Linked DNA regions of Homo sapiens: all the other regions are linked to region 4. A link is a contact called in ENCODE Hi-C or POLR2A ChIA-PET data. All regions are on one chromosome and are shown on one strand. The core of a region is the stretch at or near the end of the contact, and the rest is flanking DNA. Distances in the headings are between cores, read along the strand shown. Region 1 holds the start of CCDC88A (coiled-coil domain containing 88A). Region 2 holds the start of CHAC2 (ChaC glutathione specific gamma-glutamylcyclotransferase 2). Region 3 holds the start of RPS27A (ribosomal protein S27a). Region 4 holds the start of SPTBN1-AS1 (SPTBN1 antisense RNA 1).

What was found. Hi-C counts contacts between places; a loop is a spot of excess contacts on that map. ChIA-PET counts read pairs that join two places held with the same protein, here RNA polymerase II (POLR2A). Pooled maps may share reads with other maps.
Region 1: a map of CD8-positive, alpha-beta T cell shows a loop between it and region 4 (6-fold over the local background). The contact joins the promoter of CCDC88A here to the promoter of SPTBN1-AS1 in region 4. A Hi-C loop is called at or near these places in 3 of 168 maps with a recorded cell type or tissue (CD8-positive, alpha-beta T cell, naive thymus-derived CD4-positive, alpha-beta T cell and posterior vena cava), 5 of 37 single-sample maps with no recorded cell type and 8 of 50 pooled maps. POLR2A ChIA-PET finds 5 or more read pairs at or near these places in 1 of 52 experiments (GM12878).
Region 2: a loop to region 4 is called in a pooled map, with 5 times the contacts of the local background. The contact joins the promoter of CHAC2 here to the promoter of SPTBN1-AS1 in region 4. A Hi-C loop is called at or near these places in 1 of 37 single-sample maps with no recorded cell type and 8 of 50 pooled maps. POLR2A ChIA-PET finds 5 or more read pairs at or near these places in 6 of 52 experiments (PC-3, WTC11, activated CD8-positive, alpha-beta memory T cell and 2 more).
Region 3: a loop to region 4 is called in a map of naive thymus-derived CD4-positive, alpha-beta T cell, with 3 times the contacts of the local background. The contact joins the promoter of RPS27A here to the promoter of SPTBN1-AS1 in region 4. A Hi-C loop is called at or near these places in 2 of 168 maps with a recorded cell type or tissue (CD4-positive, alpha-beta memory T cell and naive thymus-derived CD4-positive, alpha-beta T cell), 1 of 37 single-sample maps with no recorded cell type and 9 of 50 pooled maps. POLR2A ChIA-PET finds 5 or more read pairs at or near these places in 4 of 52 experiments (OCI-LY7, PC-9, activated CD4-positive, alpha-beta T cell and 1 more).

What each region holds. Positions count from the first base shown.
Region 1 is chr2:55,417,064-55,421,288 of GRCh38, forward strand. It overlaps CCDC88A (coiled-coil domain containing 88A), which reads right to left and starts at 2,793. Exons shown (of 33, transcript NM_001365480.1): 1 at 1,954-2,793; 2 at 1,753-1,853. The coding sequence starts at 2,016. RefSeq lists silencers at 2,694-2,763, 2,794-2,843, 2,904-3,193.
Region 2 is chr2:53,765,817-53,769,596 of GRCh38, forward strand. CHAC2 (ChaC glutathione specific gamma-glutamylcyclotransferase 2) reads left to right here and starts at 1,988. Exons shown (of 3, transcript NM_001008708.4): 1 at 1,988-2,205. The coding sequence starts at 2,071. The region is part of intron 1 of ASB3 (ankyrin repeat and SOCS box containing 3); the gene reads right to left. All of the region lies in intron 1 of GPR75-ASB3 (GPR75-ASB3 readthrough), which reads right to left. RefSeq lists enhancers at 1,960-2,309, 2,330-2,519.
Region 3 is chr2:55,230,219-55,234,011 of GRCh38, forward strand. RPS27A (ribosomal protein S27a) reads left to right here and starts at 2,470. Exons shown (of 6, transcript NM_002954.6): 1 at 2,470-2,490; 2 at 2,590-2,654; 3 at 3,145-3,199. The coding sequence starts at 2,607. It overlaps CLHC1 (clathrin heavy chain linker domain containing 1), which reads right to left and starts at 2,075. Exons shown (of 13, transcript NM_152385.4): 1 at 2,005-2,075. RefSeq lists enhancers at 2,120-2,549, 2,570-2,749.
Region 4 is chr2:54,557,118-54,560,851 of GRCh38, forward strand. It overlaps SPTBN1-AS1 (SPTBN1 antisense RNA 1), which reads right to left and starts at 1,588. Exons shown (of 4, transcript NR_185881.1): 1 at 551-1,588. All of the region lies in intron 2 of SPTBN1 (spectrin beta, non-erythrocytic 1), which reads left to right. RefSeq lists a silencer at 986-1,125 and an enhancer at 3,127-3,296.

The DNA of each region.
Region 1 (4,225 bases), core at 1,543-4,042, 860 kb after region 4:
GACAAACACTATTTTGGAATACCGTCATTTTCAAAATATACATATATTTTTTAAGCATAAAACTGCATTTGAAGTGGAAATTAACGTATTTGTTTTTAGCACCTCAGCTAAGTATTTAGGATGCAAAAAAAAAATCTAAATTTTTCTGGAAAAAGAATCATTCAAATAAAAACCATTAAAGTGGAAAACTAAAGTAATATATTTCCCTATTTTTGTGAACACACATTTTTAGCACACAAATTCAAAATCTTCCGTCTAAAAATAAGCACAATAAAGAGACACAGGGGAACAAATTCTGAGTATCTACTGTAATGGCTACCCTTTCTGTCATGTAGGTTCCCCAAAAGAGAAGTCAGTTTATTATCCTACCATTTTGCTTAGGAAATAGTCAGATATTTTGAGGATAAAAAATAATTCCATTACACAGCTGTCAAAAATACATTTACTAACCCTGGAAATAATTGATGTCTACGCTCTTTTTTCCTTTCTTAAGGAAAAAAATAAATATATACATATTTAGATAACATATATATTTCTTTGGGTGCCTATGAAAACAAAACACTGGTTGAAAATGTATAATAGTATAATACTTCCCTGTAGGATCAACATGTACATGAAAAACAGCCCACAAATCTCTTTGAGCACACAGAGAAGTTAACACGAGAGCAATTTTTTATAGATGTGACTTCTACCCTCTTAAACATAAAAATCTAAACCAATAAAATACAAAATTGATAAGGTTATCAGAGCAGAATGGTAGACTTATTCTCTAGTAACAACTATTTATTGATAACACACCAATTTCCCATACATATAAAAGTTCCAAACTACCTCTTCTCATCAGATTCTATTAAAGAGAAATAAGACTAAGTATACATTACTTTGAGCACAACTGAAAAATTCAGTTTGATAAACTACATTAGCGTACTTAGAATACACGTATGCTACAATAGCTGTAATTAGATAAAAGCTGAGTTTTAATTTTACTGATCCAGCTACCAATATACTTTCACTATTCAATTCCCATCTCAAAAGCATACTTTCCTACTTAGTACAAACCCAATATTATAAACACAAAAGACAAAGATTTGCCCAATAAGTCGTTATCTAATTGTTATCAAGACTTGTTATTTGCATTTCAAAACCTGTAAGAATACCTTAAAATGATCCCTAAAATATTAAGCAACCTAATAATTCACACAATAAATCATCTCATCAGGCTTTAGTTATTACAGGCATTTAAATTATTTACTACAGCAAGAGTCCTCACCAATCAGAACTGTTTGAAATTTTCTCTTCTGAAATCTGCTATTACTTAACGAGTTTCAAATTTTGAGCCATTTATTTCTAGATATAAAGGTTAATAAGAAACATTTCTGCATCAAATGCACATAACTTCACAGTAAAGTCTTTTTTCCTCTCTTAGGAAACCAGATTCTCATTTTCTCTCTTATTTTACCAAATTATCAAAGAATACACAATGTGGCTTGGATTTCAGTACTGAAGACAAGTGACAATACATGGTTGACAGAATGAAAAACTAAAGTTTCACAATTTTAACAGGTAAAATATCTAGGTTGTGATAATGGGCTGAGCCCATAACATTAGCATTCCTTTCAAGATCCAATTCTTAAACCACCTGAATATTTCTGGCCAATGAACCAAATTAGGGGCTTAAAACATCGTGTCTCAAAGTTCACCATATGCTATTTCTCAAAGAAAACGTTACCTAGGAAAGAAGGAAGAACTTACATTTGGAGCATGACCTGGTTCAAGAATACCCCATCCACCAAAGCCACATATTCATCAAGGTTGGTCCCATTTCCTGCGGCCAGAGGTCCAAACGTTTTAACCTAGAACAAACAGAAGGATCACCACGACATGAACGCCCACCTCCATCTCTGCAGCCACAAATAACTCAGCAAAATATACAATAAAGGACACCCCACTTACCCAAGTGACCAAAGGGCTGGTCATGAACTGCTCCAGAAGGGGAGTAAAAATTTCGTTCTCCATTTTACAGAGTATGTATTTGAAAAAAGGAACTACCACAAAAATACGCCTAGGGAATTGGTCACTAAACGTGGAAGTAAGTAGAAATCAATGAAAGTCCATTTCGGCAAGGGAGAAAAATCCCATCGTGGAGGAGGGGGGCACTCTCCCTCCTCAAAAAACACCCCAGAGTGAAACGAGCCGAAATCCCAAGAAGTGGCTTCGACGACGGACACCACGAGCAGCAGCCTGCGCTGGAAATGTCTGTACCGGGCGAGGAGGGGCAGAGAAAAGGCATCTGGAGGAGGAGGAAGGGAAAGGGGGCTGGAACCCAAGACAAAAAGCCCGTCAAGGTTGTCCAGCTCCTGGAGGATCCAGACCAGCGAAACTGCTCCCAATGAATCAATCCCAACGGGGGCTAAATGAAATACGTTAAACAGAGACCACGTTAAGGATACCGAGGCGCCACCAGACTCGACCTCGGCGTTCCGACCTCTACACGTTCCACCCACCGATGGGCATGGAGCCGCTTTCGACCCGCGGAGCCTCCACTGCCCGCAGCCCCTCAGTACCAACAGGCAGGGCTCGCCCCTTCCCCCCGAGCAGACACCATTCCTCCGCCGCCCTCAAGCCTCGCCTCCAGCCCCCTTCCCCTCCCGGGGGTGGGGGCTTGAATGTGTGTCCCTAACCCCCCAGCTTCCTAAGCCCTGCCAGCCTTTCAGCGCGTCTCTGGGAATCCCTGGCACAAAATCACCGCCGCGCTCCAGCCTTCTCCGCCCTCTATGGAGAAGCCGGAGTAACGGCCTCAGAACCGCAGTGCCGCATCACACCCCACCCCTCGCCGCCCGCCAGCGCCGCCCGCCAATGCCGGGGGCCGCCGTCAAAGGGAGCGCGCTGCTCCCTCCGCGCCGATATCCTTCCGCCGACTCCCCGCCCCTCCCGTGCAGCTGCCTCTGGATTGTGGGAGAAGAAAACCGCTGCATGAGCGCGCTCCCGAGCGAGCGCGCCCCCGGGCTAGCCTCGCCGCCGCCCAGATCCTGGCGGCGGGCGCGGGCTCGGGCGTGGGCGCGCGCTCGCTGCAGCTGCTGCGGAGACAACCCGCTCCTCGGTTGCGCCCAGGACGGTTGCCTGGTGGGCGGGGACAGGGAAGGCAGAGCAAGGGGTCTGTCTGCTCGCTCGCTCATGCCTAATTATGGTTTATTTCCTCCCCGAGTGACTTCTTTGATACGTGAAGGAAGGGGAAAGAAATCCTTCTCTTATAAACATGAGGGATGCAGACAGCCTTTTTCGGACAGTTTGATGTGTTCTGTAAAGCATGCCTTCTCCCCAGCAAAATGGAATAGGAAAACTCACTGCAGCAAATGGCAGAGGGACTTGAGCCACAACTTGGTGGGGGTTTTTTTCTCCTTTTTGTTTTCTTCCAAATGCAGTCCACTAACGCATGAATGTTCTTCAAAGTTGCAAGTGACATACAGTAAGATTTTTTAAAAACCAGAGCTGTCTGTCAGCACGTTGGTATTCCCTGACTGGAGCAAACATGACTCAGACATTGTTTTTTGGTTTTGTTTTGTTTTTTACTATTTGGGCATGGGTCGGGGGAAACCCAAGCAAAATCAAGAGCTACAAAGAAGAAACATTTAGAAGTCATCCAAGTTGGGTGACAAATAAACAGATTACATATTTGTCATAAATCTCCATGCCACGTACGACTGGGACCTTGAAATAATTTTAAGTTCCCTGGCAAAATCAAATGCTACTCCTCATTTCAAAGGAAAATAAAGACCTTTTTCCCGGGGTAAAATGGGCATATAGAACGCAATCTTTTTTTGATAAAAGATAATATTATAGTTTTATAATGTGTGCTATGTTTACATTACATAAATATTTACACGGAGTATATATTTTAAATTAGCAGTAAAAATGTTTTTGTCATAACACAGTTAAGAAAGAGCAGAATTTCTTAATTGGGTAGTTGAGAACCTGGACTCTGAAGTCTTCCTGCCTGGTTCCAATATGCACCAGCTGTGTGAGCCTACGCACGTTATTGAGTCTCTTTGTGCTTCGATTCCGTCACGTGTAAAGCAGGGCTAATAATAGGGTTAAATGAAATGGCAGCTTATAGTTAAGTGTTCTATAAATGTCATTAATGTTGTTTTTAACATTATTCCTTCAAAATAAAGAACCTTTATGAAAAACTTGAAATATAACCTCTCTGCTTCAGTTACAGGAGAAA
Region 2 (3,780 bases), core at 738-3,237, 790 kb before region 4:
GACTTTTAAGTGTTCTATCTTTCCTCCTCTGGAAATGTTTGAGGAGTAGGCTTCTGCTCCTGTTCATACCCCACCACAACGCATTCTTTGGTGCTCCATTGATAAGAGCACCCTCTTTGGTGCTCCATTGATAAGAGCACCTCTGCTTAATCCCCAGTGTACACTACATTATGCAGAGATGGCCATTCAACTACCAGCAATGCTCAGCCTCAATATACAGCCCTCTATAGGAAACAACTAAACCCAAAGAGGCCAGAAAAGCAGTGAAAGATAGGTGTCATTCTAGTCTTCCTGCACCTGCTTGTCCTTTCCAGAAGAGGTTAAACACTCAGATTCTCTATGCTTGACCAAATAGACCCACTGACTGAGCATACTGAAACCAACAGAGAACACCATGAAGAGATGAGCCCGGTTTTCCTACATAGCCCAGAAAGTTCTTAACAGAGTTCTTGCCCACATCATCACCTCCCTCCAATGCTCACTTCAAGTTCCCCTCCAGTCAGAGTCCAGTATAGCTCTCATGTGACTCTCTCGAAGACACAATTTCTTGTTAGTGACTCTATGAAGCAGTTTGGATATGGAATACTTATTTGATTACATAACTATTGTTAATTTTCTCAGATGTGATAATGGCATCACAGTTATTAGGAGAATGCCCTTATTCTTTTTTTTTAGGGAACTTGTTCTAGGATGAATGTCCTTATTCTTATGAGACACATGTAGAGTATGTGGCAGTAAAATGTCATAACACAAGCAACTTCAAATGTTCTCCATTTAAAAGTATAAATAAAGTAAAAAGGAAGTACAGCAACTGTGCAAAATGGTAATTACTGGATCTAGATGAAAGGTATTGGTCATTACACTCTTTTTATCTGAGTTTTCTGTGTATTCAAAATTTTTCAAAAAAGAAGGGTTAGCAACCATATCAGGCAATTTGAAACCACAACTTAGAGAAAATAGGAAAAGACTTGCTTTTTTTTTTGTTTGTTTGTCTGGTAGCAGCTTCCTGCTGATTTCTTTATAAGAAAACAAATAATACCCCTTGAATCTGAGTGTTTTAGCATTCAAGATCATGGTATAAAAATCTTCAAGAAAGAACAATCACTTGGTAAGGTTTCTGTTTTCACACACAGAGACACAGCCATGATAGTCCAAGCGAATTTCCTAAACAATATTTTGCAGCAAGAGCTCTAATGAGCAGATCTTCAAAAAATTTTAGGATCCTTGACCCCTTGGAGAAACTCATGAAAGCTGTAGTTTCCCCCTAGAAAAGTGTACACCCCAAATTTTGTATACAAATTCAGGTTCCCCAGCTCGTTTCCAAAGCCTTTACAGGGGCCCCAAGTTAAGAACATTTGCCTGCTCTTTTGTGAACAAGCCAATGATAATACTAAAGATGAATAAATTTGTGTAAAATTTAAATATATAAACAATTCCCATTGAAATGACAGCTACTCTTTCACAAGCGTAAACTTCTATTGTAAACTTTCTGCTTTTATTTGAAAGGCAAAAGACTTTTTTTTCAGGACATAAAATCAAATATGAATTACATTCCTCTGGCTGCTGTTATATAGGCAAAAATCTAATTTCCAAAGCAGAACAAAACGTGTTTCTAGGTGCTTTGCTACCTGCGGTGCTGGTACACCGCCTCCGTATCTGGACACGAGTGACGACTCCTGCTCTTTTCTCCTTCCTCGGCCCCGTTAGAAATAAGCCCAGTTCCAATTTCAGAGCCAAATAGCTCCAAAAAGCATTGTGGGTATTGTAGTTTTCTGCACACGGGCACTAAAGGTAGGTTAGGGTGATTTACGGATGCTGCAAAAGAATCCATTGCTTACTACACCGAAGGTCAATGCCTCTTGACACCCTAATCAAGGAAATAAAATAAAGCTGACTGAGATCCGCTCGGAAAATCTTTCTGGATCTAAACTCCCAGTGCGCTTTGCGCCCCAAGTGGCCATCGCGCCTGCGCCCCGCGCGGCCGGTTACTCGCTTACCGGAGGCTTCAGTCCCCGGCGGCGCGGCGACAGCTAGGGTTCACGGCCACTGGGGCAGAGGAGCCGCGAGAAGATGTGGGTTTTTGGTTACGGGTCCCTGATCTGGAAGGTGGATTTCCCCTATCAGGACAAGCTGGTCGGATACATCACCAACTACAGCAGGCGCTTCTGGCAGGGCAGCACGGACCACCGCGGGGTCCCCGGCAAGGTGAGGCGCCGGTCAGCTCCCCACACTTACTGCCCCCTGACCCCTGCTCCCCAACTCCACACACAGCACCCACACCCTAGAGAACCACACCTTAGCGCTTCATGGGGCCAAAGCACATGGCTTGGGGTAACATTTCTGTAGATTTTCCCTGCCACCTGCCCGCCATCTCTAACCCAGCCCGGGCACTCCTTCCGAAGCTGCTTAAGATGCCGGTGGTTAGTCTCTAGAGACGGCGAGAAGCGCGGGCACAGGCGCACGAGCTCGCACCAGGCTGAGTGCGGAGATGGGGACTCCATCTCTCTGCAACCTCTGCCAAAAGAAAAAAAGTCCCATTGGCGGGAAGATGAATGCTCATGTCACCACAGAGTTGAAATAGTAAATCAAGTTGCAAATTCAGCTTTTTAGCAATTAAATTTGTTGGCATTTCTGCATTCTAGCCGACTTTCATGAGCTTGCGATTAAACGTGCATGTTACTTCTAGGATTTCTTTACATCTTTCAAAAGTTTTATTTTCTGACACACAGGATTGCAGAATGAGTTTCCAAAATTTTCGCTGGTTATTAAGGAACTCACTTTGGTTTTCAGTACTAGTGAAGTTAAATGAAGTTCTGGTTATATGAATAACATAGTACCAAACTCATTACTATATCCAGCATTATTTTAATGTTACTTTCTTGATGGTTCTCATAATTATAATATGAAATGTAAGTTCATTGATTCACTTTTCAGTCAGTCCTACAAAGACATTAATCTCAATATATGTATAGAGAATTAGCAGCAGCTCACTGCTTATGCAAATCAGCTTTGTACTGGCTACAAAACAACTAATCCATAAAGAAAACTAAGATTGAGGTAACTAATAATTTGGAAATTGGTCAATGGAAAGTGGAAAAGATCAAGGCGCTAAAGTAGTTTGCACCTGCTCATAAGAGAGACATGGGATTAAAATCACGAAAAGAACCTGAATTAGAAACCATTCTATCTCAACTAGAGTTGGTCAGTTAAGAACTTGGCTTTTAAGTAGACTATACTGGCCTATTGGGATGTTGGACACAGTGACCTGAAAAGGGGCAATGGCTTAGGATAAATGCACATTTACAGATCAACAGAAATGTCATGGCCAAAGTATCTCCAAGAATGTTCTAGAACAATATTCAAGACATTAAAGAACTAAGCTAAATTAAATGGCTTCTGAGTTGTCAGTTTTGGCTGGGCCCGGTAGCTCACGCCTCTGATCCCAACACTTCGGAAGTTTGAGCCAGGAGGACTGCTTGAGGCCAGGAGTTTGAGAGTTGTCAGTTTTGATATGAATATTTAAAATTGCCATTCCGAAAAGAAAACCTTTAGCCCAGGCTCCAATTATAATGACCAAGTATTAAATATTTATGTATGTGGCTATAACAACATACTTTACTAGTCTTGACGAAAATGTACAGTGTGTTACAAAACACATTGAGATATGTATGCTGTCAGAATAGACTGATGATTAGAAATTGCCTAGTCAACACAACAGTCCGTGATTCTTTAAAAGGAGAAAGGGGCTGGCCAGGCGTGGTGGTTCCCGCCTATAATCCC
Region 3 (3,793 bases), core at 1,220-3,719, 670 kb after region 4:
GGAGGTGGTAGGAAGTGTTCTGCATATATTTTGAAAATAAAGCCAAGATCTGCCAAGGTAGATAAGATGTGGGATATAAAAGAACAGTCAAGGATAATCATAAAGTTTTTGGCCTTAGTGACTGGAGAAATGGGAATTGCCATATATAAACATGGGAAGAGCAATTTCATGAGATTAAGTGTTTGGGGCCTGTCCATTAGAGATGTTGAGTAGATAGCTGGATATGTGAAGATGAAGTTGTGACATATCTGTGACATATCTGGTCTGACAGATAAGTTTATGAGTCATTTGCATATGATGATACTTTAAAAGTTATTAAACAAAAATGAGATAACCAAGAAAATGCAGACAAAGCAGAGGTCCAAGGACTGGGCCTTGGGGATACTCCATGGTTAGAGGTCTTGCAGATCAAGAGGAAGCAGCAAATGAGCCTGGAAAAGAGCCTCCAGGGTGGCAGAAAAACTGAGAGGTGAAGTCTTTGAAAGGTTTTCAAAGAGAGATGGAATGAGCAACTGTGTCAAATACTGCTGACAGATCAAATAAGATGAAATGACCATTGAATTTAGCAACATGGAGGTCATTAGTGACCATTACAAGAGCTATCCGATCAGAATGGTGGGGACAAAAGCCTGACAGGAGTGGGTTCAGACAACGGAAGGGAAAGATTAGAGACAATATGTACAAGCAACTCTAGGAAATTTTGTTGTAGAGACTAGTTGGCGGACTAGGGGATGAAAAATGTTCCAGGAGGCAGGGCGTGGTGGCTCACGCCTGTAATCTCACCACTTTGGGAGGCCAAGGAGGATGGATCATTTGAGGTCAGGAGCTAGAGAACAGCCTGGCCAACATGGTGAAACCCCATCTCTACTAAAAATACAAAAATTAGCCGGGTGTGGTGGTGGGCGCCTGTAATCCCAGCTACTCGGGAGGCTGAGGCAGAAGAATTGCTTGAACCTGGGAGGCGGAGTTTACAGTGAGCCGAGACCGCGCCACTGCACTCCAGCCTGGGCAACAGAGCGAAATTCCGTCTCACGAAAAAAAAAAAAAAAAGTTCCAGGAAGAATAAACGACTGGATTCTTCAGAAATGCCAAAACACGGGAGGGCATAGGTCAGGAAATTAAATTAGCTTCATTTACTAAAATGTAGAGTAATGGGTTTAGCAGATTAGGTTGTAAGGAAGGCAGAGGCTGAATGTCATTCTAAGAAATTTGAATTGTATCCTGAAGGTGAGGTATAAAATAATAACACACATTTACCTTTCAGAATGAATATTTTGGAGGCAATAGTGAAGGTGGGTTAGAAAGGAGGAAAGACTGGAGAGAGATAAGGAGTTAGATTCGGAACCCCTACAAGAGAAAATTAAGGTCTGAATTTGGGGATGGGGTCGCAGAGGGCAGAGGATGAAGAAATAAATACAGAAGACATTAGAAAGGACTCTGGTTTGTGGAGTGGAGAAAGGACAGGGAGAACTTGCTTCTAATTGGCCTCCTTGCCGGAAGAAGCACCCCATACATACTCCAAAAACTTCCTCTCAGATCCAAGACTCCCAATGCCCAAATTTGGAAATTCTACAACTAAATAACCATTCTGCAGGTTTCTTTTCCGTACGGCTTCACTTTAAAATTTGAAAACTCCTGAGATTTTTCAACATATTAAAGCGTGTCACACTAAGGAGTGACACACAAGACCCAGACTCTTCCCTAGGCTGGGAGAGACTCGGCGGTTGAAAGCAGGGAGGCGCTACAGGAGAGAAAGGGCTGAACCCCCGCTTCCGCAGATTTCACCTATTTTTCAGTTTGCCTGGAGCAGGCCACGCAAATTCCCTTCCCTTGAAGGCCCAAGGAGCGTCTGGTAGATTGCTGATTCTCTGCCCATCACCGCTTCTGGAAGTGAGTGAAGGACACCTTTCGTGCCCCGCACCCTTTGCCCCCCGCTTAACATTTGCTCTAGTCACTTCCGGCCCGTTCCCACGCTCCGGAAACCATTATTCCGCTTCATCCTACCTCCAGTCCTCACCTGAGTCCTTTTCTCCAAACACCGACTTCAGTGCTTAGAGATAGTAACTAGGGAATCTGGGAGGTGGAACTGCATCTTGGGACAAGTAGTCCAAGGTAGAAGAAAGCAGTGGAGAACTACAGTTCCCAGAATGCACTTCCATTTCCTACCTCTTCCCCAAGAGGCCCCCCTCGACCTCCTTTTAAAAATTCTCTTAGCCACGTTGATTGTACGGGAAAAGCCTTTTTAAAACATCTTTTACGTTGCTTAAACCTACAGTTTCGAAAGCATTCCGAAGGCTAAAGTGAGAAATAAGCCCAGGCTAGGGAGAGGAGAAACGAAGTTCACGTCCTAGTCTGGCACCGGGTTGGATTGTCGCTGGGACGGCAGTCAGGCATTTGGTGTGGTCGCCTAAGGGGTGGGTCCTTCGGCGGGAGCTCCGGGAAACCCCGTGGGCCTGCGCGGCGTTCTTCCTTTTCGATCCGCCATCTGCGGTGGGTGTCTGCACTTCGGCTGCTCTCGGGTTAGCACCCTATGGTGCCTTCTCTTGTGATCCCTGACCTAACCTGTCTCTTCCTTTTCCTCAACCTCAGGTGGAGCCGCCACCAAAATGCAGATTTTCGTGAAAACCCTTACGGGGAAGACCATCACCCTCGAGGTACGGGCCGGGTGGTCATGAGGAAGCCAAGGTCCGAATAAGGTCCTGAGGTGGATTTTAGGACCGGCGCTGCTTTCCATGTCTTAGACCATGATTCCGAATTTGGGTTCTAAAACTTAAGCTTTGAAATGAGTACCTTTTGCTGAGCAACGACCTAGAGGTGATTTTCGGTGGCCAAAGGCTGGACCTGTCTCCTCTCGAGGGGTTCCAGCTAGTTAGTTAAAACGGAGGAGCTGCGGTGGGGAAGGAGACGCTCTGCCCGCCGGGTGCGAGCACGTGTGGCCCTGCGGCCGCCGCCCGCTCTGGGCTGGGGAGATGAAGGTGCTTTCCGGTAGCCGACTTGGGAGGTTGCCCACTGGGTGGGTAATAGGTCTCTCGAGTAGGTCTCAGCCCTGTCGCTGGTTCGGTTCAGTGGTAATTGTCAAACTAAATGAGTTCTGCTGTAGTTCCTTAATGTGTAACCAACATGCTTTCACTTTAACACTCATAGGTTGAACCCTCGGATACGATAGAAAATGTAAAGGCCAAGATCCAGGATAAGGAAGGCAAGTAGTATTTTGTAGTTAAGAAAACTTAACCTGCGGAGACTTCGGCCTACCTGTAGGTGCTAGACATACCTGCTCTTGGTGATGGGGGAAGGGGTCAGATTGACAAAGCGAAATACTTGTGGAATAACACAATAGACATTGGTGATCGGGGAGCACAGTACCTAGATTGGAATCCTTGAGGTGTATTTCACTTGCGTGAATTTGGACACTTATTTATTTATTTTGTGTGAGATGGAGTCTCCTCTGTCGCCCAGGCTGGAGTGCATTCGCTTGTCCCGGCTTACTGCAGCCTCCGCCTCCCGGGTTCAAGTGATTTTTGTGCTTCAGCCTCCCTATTAGTGGGGATTACAGGCGTGCACCACCATGCCTGGCTAATTTATTGTATTTTTAGTAGAGACTGGGTTTTACCTTGTTGGCCAGGCTGGTTTTGAACTTTTCACATCAAGTGATCTGCCCACCTCGACCTCCCAAAGTATTGGTATTACAGGTGTCAGCCACTGCAGACAACCAAGTATTGTCCCTAATATTAAATGCGGTAAAATGTGACATGTAAAGATTTAGAACCATGCCTAACCTCTAGTAAGGGCTTAT
Region 4 (3,734 bases), core at 338-2,837:
ACCTAGTTATGTGGCTGGAAGGAGTTGGGGGTTGTTCAGCGTTGAGCAGTTAGCTAGGCTCTGGGTTTAATTCTAAGCCTGGACAGGATGCAGTTACTTCAATTACAAGTGCCCTGGGGACTGAGGTGAACCTGGGGTGGGGGACCACGTCTTTACTACATATTGGGATCCCTGAGGAATGAAATTACCTTCTTCAGTGAGTATTGCTGTAGGGCTCCAAACTGGAAATGCCAAAAGTGTAATTTGTTGTCTGCCTGTTTAGGTAGTGAGGAAAAAGGGGGGACAGGAGGGTGGAGAGAGAGGGGGGAGATCTAGAGTCAATTTCCCAAGAATACATTTTGATCATTCTCTTTTCTATGTGGAAGATTTCATTTTTGGTTGAGATTGGTGGGAGAAGAAGCTGGGAAGGAGAGATTTAAAATTTTGGAGAACCACAAGTTTAGAGGCCTTGTTTTACAAATCAGAGTAGGAATTTGAGGGTAGTTTCGGTTCCCTCATCTCCCCTCCGGATCATAAACAACTCCAGGTCAGGGATCTCGGCGGTGTTTACCTGTGTACCTTTTTCCCACAATGCCTTGCAAATCGGTGCTCCCATAAATCTTCCTTGCGTCGAATTCCTATCATAGGCCCGTGTTATTCCAGGAAACCACCGCCTTCATATCCCCTGATGGCAGCGTAAGTCAGCCGAGATTCTTCACTGAGCCCGAACTTACACCTCCCCTGGCTGTGGCGCTGCACAGCGCCCTGAGAGTGACTTTGTCTGACTTCTTCCCGGTGGCTCGCCGGGCCGCCGCCGCGTGGTTGGCGCCAGCGCACTGGGGCAGTCGCGCGCGCCCAGGTGCGGGCCGCGTTACCTCAGCAGACGCTAGAGAGTGAATGAGCCGCGCGGGCCCGGGACCCTTGGGGCTCTTCACTCTCCAGGCCGTCCCGTGGGCGCGCTAGCCTTTTCAAGTGATAGTAATCGGAGACTTTTCCGTTACATGAGGCTCAACAAAAGATTGTAATTCCAGCAGCTCTGTTTGGGAAGGCACTACCGCGGCGAGTCCAGGGCCCGGCCGGGGGTCGGCGGCTGCCGGGCGGCTGGGGCGACCGCGGACCGTGCGGGACCGGTAGGGGGTCGCGGGCCGGCTAGGCTCCCCCGCGCCCCTCCTCGTGGTATAGCCTGCATTTCTAATACAATGCTGTTATGCTAATCAGGTGACATCACCGCCCAGCACACGGCGAGTGGCTCCTGATAAAATTACAAACCGGCGGCCGCCGCGGGCAGCTGGGAGGAGGTGTGCGCGCTGCGCCCGCGAGCTCCCGGGCTCGGCAACCGTGGCATGCTTAGGATTGGCCATATTTAAAAGTTCTGAAGTAGAACCTGCGCCTCCTCTCTGCTTCTCCCTCCTCCTCAGTAATTTATTTCGAGCTTCCAGGCAAGGGCCACGGAAGAAGGGAAAGCAAGAAATTAGATGCCTGTGTGGTAACTCCTCGCGGAGCTAAGGTGGACTCTCTTGCAGCCAACTTCCCATCAGATCACCCTGCTGGACTTGCAGACCGGAATGGGGCTCGCCTAAGGAGCCGAGCGCTGCGGAGGCTGCTGCGTGTTGGATGGGAGTGGGAGGGGGCTGGAGCGAGATTTCCAGGGCGCAGTCCTCCGGGGCGTTACGCCGGGCATAATGGAATTGCAGAGGACGTCTAGTATCTCCGGGCCGCTGTCGCCGGCGTACACGGGGCAGGTGCCTTACAACTACAACCAGCTGGAAGGCAGATTCAAGCAGCTGCAAGGTAAGCCCCCTCCCAAAGGCCGGGCCTGTCCTGGGTGCCAACGGGGGTTCTTGGAGGCTTTATTTGTGACCCTAATGAAGACGGGCGGCTTCACAGCTCGGCCCCAGACCCTGTGGTTGGCTGCGGGCACCCCATTCACGACTTAGGGAAGGCAGTTGCTCATACTCCACTCCAGAAGAGCTACCATTTGGAGTCCCTGTCTCTCCAGCACCTTTTTGGCTTTCTAGGTTGTCAGATAACTGCTGCACACACATTTTCTTTACTTTTAGCTAACTTTACCTCCTAGTAGATCAGTGCTCATAGACTTATTAGTATGCAGGTATTTGATTCCGGGTCGCCTCTGGCTCCCAGCCCCCAGCCTCTTACCTCTGGGAAGCTTTAAAGGTGTAAAGTGCCGTGCTCAGACCCAGTCCTGTAGAACAATAGCAAAGGGGAGGAGGGAGGGGTCTTTTTGTTCCTAAGCCTTTGGTAAATTACAGTTTTTTATTCAGAAGCTTAATTTTAATTTTTCTGATGTGTTGGGAAGAGCCTTCCCATCTATTTAGTGGGCTATATAATTTCTAATGAAAGCCGGTTATTGTCATTTCAACCCTATGGGTTGGATTAGTTGGATCAATTACAGGTTTCTTGGAGTCTTTTTAAGGCTCAGACAATTGAATGAGTCCAATATTTTACTGAACATATTTTTAGGGAGAGCAGAAGCCTGTGTGTGCACCAGTGTGCTGTTTTCCCTGCGGCCCCTGCACCCCTCAGCTGTCCCTGCCCAGCCAGCAGGCCCTGGCCAGCAGTGTCTCAGAGCTTATACATGAAAAAAGGTTCCTAACTGAAAACAGAACTCCTTCCGTTTGGAAGCCCCTGGAGTCAGTAGTAGGCTGGGAATGGCTCTAGCACTGTAAAAAAGTAGTATTCGAGGACTGTGTGTTTCTTATTTTAACCTCCTCAGTGCTGCAAATGTGGTTCCTGTGAGGAGGAGGAAGGAAGGAAGCCGCTCAGCCCTAGAATGTTTTTCATTGGGAAGAGGGGGGAGGATGTCTTTCATTCATTGGTTTATTTGTCTTGTGAAATAGTTGACAGTAATGACACTTCTCTGGAAAACGAGGCAGAACAGGACGTGATTTTAAACATTTGCTGGGCTGTGCCACATTCCTCTGGCAGTTAGCTCAGAGGAAGCTCCCTTCGCTCTGGGGAACGGTTCTGTGTCTCTTTGGTTCATTTCTCTTGAGCTCTTCGGCAGTCAAATTTGCTTTTTTGAAAACTTAAGCTGGGGGCGCTTGCAAGTAGTAAATAGAGGAGTTGGGGTGGGGGGGGGCGTTCATTATCTAGGTTTGTTAGGGGCCTCACGGTTTTCGGGTCGGAGAATCCACTGCGTGCTCCTCCTCTTCCCCTGGCCCGGACTCCCAGCTTCATTGTGTCATCCCGCCTGGGGGAAAGCACCCACCGGGATCGTCAGCCCACTCCACCGCCAGCCTAGCCTGGAAGTCTCAGAAAAAAAGCAAAACTGGGAGAAAATAGAAGGTGTGAGGGAGGAGTGCACCCCTAGGCCCACCCATAACAAAAGGCTGTTATTCCGAAAGGGCTGAGGAAGGTTTTAAAACTGCTCGCCGAGAAGGGTGGAGCCTACACACAGGAAATGTCTTAACTGTCCTCTCTGGACAACGTAAAGTTTAAATTTAAAAAAAATCATGTGCCCCTGATATTTTACCTCATACGCTGTTTCTCAAGGAAATCCCTTCGAAAGGGGTAAGCTTCGTGTTTTGTGTGGTAGCTTTAAAAATAATTTTTTTTAGTGTGACCCTTGTCTCCTAATTTAGCCCCAGTGACTTTCTTATTTTTAAATATTGTGGTTTAGGAGTTGCACAAGTTTAGTGTTGGTATTTCTGTAGCAGAAAACCACCCATGTTGAGGAATTGAGAAAGGGTGAATTAACTTTCAAGTATGGTGGACCTCAGGAGAATTACACACAT